Regions from separate parts of the Homo sapiens genome. Here region 2 is linked to region 1. The links are chromatin loops, found by intact Hi-C in ENCODE. Cell type or tissue: K562. All regions are shown on one strand. Each heading gives the region's core, and the rest is flanking DNA. Links, peaks and the distances in the headings are about the cores only.

Region 1 (2,918 bases), core at 100-2,599:
CTTTGGGAGGCCGAAGCAGGAAGATTACTTGAGGCCAGTAGTTTGAGACCAGGCTGGGCAATATAGTGAGACCCAATTTCTACAAAAAGTTTAAAACTTATCCAGGTGTGGCGGCTCACACCTATGGTCCCAGCTACTCTGGAAGCTGAGGCGGGATGCTCACTTGAGCCCAGGAGGTTGAGGCTATAGTGAGCTGTAATCACACCACAGCACTCTAGCCTAGGTGACAGAGTGAGACCCTGTCTCCAAAAAAGTAAATAAATAAATACAATTAAATTAAGAAAACAAATTAGCCAGGCATGGCGGCATGTATCTGTAGTTCTAGCAACTCAGAAGGATTGCTTTAGTCCAGAGATTTGAGGCTGCAGCAGGCATGAGCCACTGCACTTCAGCCTAGGCAGCAGAGTAAGACCCTGTCTCTTAAAAGAAAAAAAAGGAAGAAAGAGAAGAAAAGAAAAGTGACCTCATTTACTCTAGCCACTTCAGGTTTCCTAACATGAAGCTGCCTTGGGAGACTCCTCCATGGCCACCTACATTCCATCAAAGGTATTCCAAACGGTGTTATCACAATTTTATTTGAGATTATGTTCACTTCTTTTGTGGAATTGCTAGGGCAGTTAATAATGGCAGAAATACAGAAGTGAGAAACAACCAATGGAATAAGAATGGTGGGTACACAAATAAACAAGAGATGGCATGTAGAGCATGTGCATTTCAAGGTTATGTGTGCTTTATGTAGAGGGAAAAATGAATGTAGTTTTTTTGTCCAGATGAGCTCTACACAGATAGCAGTCATTTCTCCTTGCTTATCTGAGACCGTTGGACAACTGTCACCTCCCTTCATCTCCTTTCAGCGAAGACAGATTGCTCTCATCAGCTTTCCATTCTGAATTCTTCTCCCTTGACCTGTGTCTCTTAAGTCCCATTCTGGCAGTGGGAACATACGCATTGAATTTTCTTCCATCTATAGAAATACTGGAGTGAGGTCAGAATCATAGTGTTTTGCCTGAGAGTTCCCCTCCCCTCAACTGTGTTTACCCAGGAAGGATAAAACTATCCACACATAACAGGAATTTGCTTTCTCTTTGGGTATGTCATTCTACTGTGCACTGTGCTTCAGCGAGCTTTCCATTGCCTTCTGTTTAATTCCACTCCCAGTAAGTAGAAAAGGGGACCAGTTTTTTTCCCCCCCCAAAGAGAGGCAGAGTAAAGAGCTGCTGTTACCTGGAGCGTGGGGACTCAAGATGAGACAGGGCTTTAGCGATGTATGTTGAGGGCAAAAAGGAGGACTTTGAAAGGTGAACCTTAAAGAGACAAGCTGGTCATTGAAAACTAAATTGCCAAACTTGCCTCCAGTGAACAAATGCACCTGCCATTCGTATTGCAGCCAATTTGCTGTTTCTACTTTTATCTCTCTCACGCAGCAGGCTCCAAACTCTCAAAGGTTTTCCTGTGGCCTCTCTTTGTAATGCCCCACCCAGCAGGACTGTTAGATAGAGGCTTCTGTGTAGGCATTTTATTCCCACCTTCTCTCCCACTCATTGCATTAAAATAAATTGAAACAATAATATTCCCAAGAGAAGTAAAGTTCTAAGGAGCAACAGCTCTTCCTCCAAACCCTAATGCTACTGGAAGCTGTCCAGCTTTTCAAGATGGTGCATGGTGCCTCCATAAAATACAGGCACTGGAGCCTAGCCACCAAGGGAGAGACACTCTGTGCTGTTAACACGTTACTTAGGTGTGAAGTAATGCTTTTAAATGTACTCTCACAGAGTGAATAATAGCTTCTGGAGAAAGACTTCCTTTGATGGATGAAATTGTATAAGCAGGGTCTCATCCCCAAAGCATTTTTTGCCATGTGCAGAAATGTTTGATAATGAATGATCATCAAGTGACTAGTTTTAATTACCTAAACAGGAGGGGGAAACACCATCTTTCCATAAAAAGAATTCAGAATGACAAATGTAGATTTGCTTATGTGAAAACATTCAATTCAATCATTTCCAAAAGATTTGTTTCAACATGTATTGTTGAGCTTTCACAATAGCTTACATTTCTCAACCCTGAAAGATGCTTCCAGTTACAGACTTCTAATTCTCTATGCCTGTGGTTCTCTGAAGACACCTCTATACATTTAAATATAGGCTATTGCAAACACTGGCAGGGAAAAAAAGAAAGACCTTGGAACTGCATCAAATATAGGTTGTTTTTATCCTCCCTCTCTCATGAAAACCTGAAGTAAATGCTATGCAAAGTATTCTAATGCTGCCTTAAGGTTGGTATTTTTATTTGCACAAAAGAAACATTATTCAATTGTGGTTTCTCAATCAACTATAACTCTTACCCAATATAAGGGAAGATCTCAGTCTTTTGTCTTATAACATGCAGAAAATGACAAGCATTTGAGCAATATTTCTATTCTGTTGCCCTTCGTGGTCTTTCTGACTTGCACTTCTCTCTCTTACTTTAGGCCAGCCAAATGAACAGCCTTCAATTAAAAGAGGAAGTGCTAAGTGACTGTAGTGTGTATCTCAGAATGAGAGGCGGGTGTATATATATAGCATACATCTCAGAGAAGGGGAGAGAGCTCTCATCTGAGAGCAAAGGAATTAGAAATAAAAAGAAAGTATTCAAGGCATTCCACGGTTCAAGAAATAAATCCTATTTAATGCTTTAGTTTTCTCTACAGAGATGTTACAGATTCAAGTAAATAAAAGTTGCTGGTCACCTGTTACCTCCCAAAAGTGTATGTCCAGAGAGAGGTCTCTGGCCTTCACTGATACATTTATTCATGCTTTCCCTTTCTGTGTTCCAGAGAAATATTTCAAATCACTATTTCTGATGTTCCAATCAGGTGGCACTGGCGTCTTCAGAGATTAGTGACATTTATTATGAATACTTCCTATATTCCAGACATC
Region 2 (2,918 bases), core at 88-2,587, 53 kb after region 1:
TCCTTATGTACCTAAAACTTAGAAGGAAAGAAATCTGACCTGCTGGATGAATTTGAAGAGTTTGAAGAACTTTAGCTGTGAAATGATAGGAAGTCATTCCATGCAATTTTTAAATAGCAAATCTTATATTCAAGAATTTTCTCCTGACTGCAAAATATGCTTGCATTAAAGGTCCTATATCAGAGGTATAATTTGGATGTGTGGTCCAGAATTCAGTATATACAATAAGTCCTAATTCGTAATCATCTGGTAGCATATACATGAATTCACACATCATAAACCATTCTATACATGAAACCTTGTAAAACTACATTCTATCTGATAAATGTTTTCTAAACTTTGAAGATGTTGACCTAAACAGTGTTACTTATTTAGTAGACATTTTACTGTTCTTATATAATGTGGAGAAGTGAAGGGAAAGGGATCTAAATTAATTGGGATAATCCCAGCTGCCACTGTAGTTCCTGAAATCTCAATAACACAAGGTTAAACGAATATTGTTTAAAACAATAAAAGTGTATTCCTCCTTTACATTGCAGTCCTGTATGTATCATTCTTCTCTAACTTGCAGCTCTGCCATTGGAAAAACATGGCCTCCAAGGTCACTGTGAAGGGGGAAGAGGGAAAGAACAGGAAAGGCACTAGCTCATAACTTCCTCAACCAGAAGAAACATGTTTCACTTCCACTCACAATTCACTGGCTAGAACTCATTCTTATGGGAGAGACTAACCACAGGGGAGGCTTAGAAATGTGATCTTGTTTGTGATCAGGAAGAAGAAAATGAAATGAGGTATGGTAAATACAAAACATTTTTTTTCTGTCGCAGTCAGCGCTCTGACCTCCAGAGAGCCATATACTTCCTTTTTCACATAGCATACTGTCCCCTTCTCCCTAAGGGAGAAAACCCAGTAACTGCAGACACCTCCAGTTCCACAGTCTTACCAAAATACACAGCCTTGCTCATGAGGTTCAGATATTTTTCCTCTTAGTCCAGCAATTAAGGAAATAAAAGGATAAGCTATCTGTCTCCTCCCCTCTTCATCACATATATGCCTAATATAAAATGATAGAAGAGAAATGGAATGAGGCTCCCTGGGAAAAAGGTATAAATGGGAGAAACATTAGTCATTGGTCCAAAGCAATTCCAAAATTCCACTGGGTGTTATGAAAACTCCCTCCTCCCACCTAGTGGTGAGATATGATTGTTGCTGAGCTTCTGATTTTGTGTTCTTCCTCACTGCCCCCACCCCCCTCTTTTTTTTTCCAGTGGCTCCTGGATCTGCCATCTAGGGGTAGAGATGATCACTCACCTACTATTTCCTTAATCACATCTGAAGTGGGTATTTGGAAATATGCTTTCCTTAGGGGCTGCACAACTTTTTCAGTTCACATTCTTCTCGTGGTGGCCCAGGGTTTAAAAAGAAAGCAAATTCTTCAGCCAATTTCTCAATTAAATAAAAATTCAAAAAGCATATGTTTTTCCCAGAAATTCTGGCTTTCTTAGTCTGGGCTCATTATTTTTTTGGTGATATATGTATCCCTAAGATATACTGGTGAAATGTGTTTTAGTAGGCTTCTAATCTATTTGCTTCTAGTCAGCAACTCGTGCTAACTATGCTCAATGTTCTTTTGAACTCAGTTAACTCAAATAGCTCTCAAGCATGTTTTATTTCTTTTGCTTTCTAACCCCTACATTCCTTCTCCAGCCAACTAATTGTAGCTACCTTGAGCCCCACCCTTAATATGGTCCTTGCCCTAAGTTTCTTTTATCAACTAAGAGGTTTCATTGGCCCTTTGTCATTCTAAGTCTTTTAAAATTCCACCTGTTACCATTTGAGATCAAGAAGCAGTTGGCTTTTTTAACCCTTCAAAGCCCCAAACTTTTGGACTCTTCTTTTTTTTCTACTTGCAAACTTGGCAATTCTCTCCTTTGATCATCTCTTCCAAAAGCAGTTGTATTCGTTATATATTGTTGGGTAACAAATCGATCGAAAAGTTAGCAGCTTGAAACAACAAACATTTATTATCTCACAATTTCTGTGGGCTGGAAAGCCAGGAGCAGTTTAGCTGGGTGGCTCTGCCTCAGAGTCTCATGAGATTGCAACCAAACCGTCAGCTGTGGCTACAGTCTGCGAAGAACTGACTGGCACTGAGAGTCTACTTCCAAGTTCACCTACATGGTTGTAGATGTTGGCAAGGGTCTTCAGTTCCTCACCATGTGGGACTTCCAGTAGAAAAGCCCCAGGGCTTCTCATAATGGGGTTTCCTTGGGCATCTGTTATCCCAAAACAGTGAAAGCCAGTGAGTGAGCATAACAACAGCCAAAACCAAAGCCACAGTCTTTTGTGACCTAACCTTGAAAGTGATATGCCATATGATATTGGTCACTCATACCAACTGTAGGATAACATGGGTACGAGGTATGAGCATCAGGAGGCGAGAATCACTGGGGATTATCTTTGAGGCTGTTTTCCACAGGCAGCCAATAGTAGCAAATGCAAAGTTTTTGAACTTCTTTTCAATCTGCTTACTCGGTTAAGCATGTAGCCTAACTCACAAGTTAATAGAGGTGACAATTTTACCAAATATTTTGCTGCTTCATATCATAGATCATGTATCTAGTTCTTAACTGGCCACCAACCTTTCACTTTGCTCACTAATTAACCACTAAGCCAATATTCCATTTTGTATTTTTGTTCCAGCAACGCTTTGGTACTGATTTTTTATTAGCTAGGATATTTAATAATAGCTATCACAATAAATGTTAAATTATCCTAAATGTTTCTTATTTCCAGGCTTTCTTGCAATAAATCCTTCCTCTGTAAAGTGACCAGAATTTCCTCTGTAAAATACCTGTTTGAGCATAGTAGTCTAAATAAAAGCCTTTTGGCTCTGATACCTTCAGGACAAAGTTTAT

The links. Peaks named below come from ENCODE experiments on the same cell type or tissue, not always from the same donor. Only the 100,000 strongest peaks of a DNase experiment are listed, where the experiment ranks them.
Region 2: it touches region 1 in a loop (4-fold over the local background); 2 of 110 quality-filtered maps call a loop at or near these places.

Annotation. Positions count from the first base shown.
Region 1 is chr3:116,038,270-116,041,187 of GRCh38, reverse strand. All of the region lies in intron 2 of LSAMP (limbic system associated membrane protein), which reads left to right. All of the region lies in intron 2 of LOC124906269 (a long non-coding RNA gene), which reads right to left. Among named protein-coding and RNA genes, the nearest start is that of SNORD155, 130 kb to the right of the region's middle. In K562, for the core only: no CTCF peak of the experiment used is centred there; a DNase peak (open chromatin) is centred at 1,467; H3K4me3 peaks cover 401 bases.
Region 2 is chr3:115,985,037-115,987,954 of GRCh38, reverse strand. The region is part of intron 3 of LSAMP (limbic system associated membrane protein); the gene reads left to right. The region is part of intron 1 of LOC124906269 (a long non-coding RNA gene); the gene reads right to left. Among named protein-coding and RNA genes, the nearest start is that of SNORD155, 81 kb to the right of the region's middle. In K562, for the core only: a CTCF peak has its summit at 1,199 (motif pointing left); a DNase peak (open chromatin) is centred at 1,224.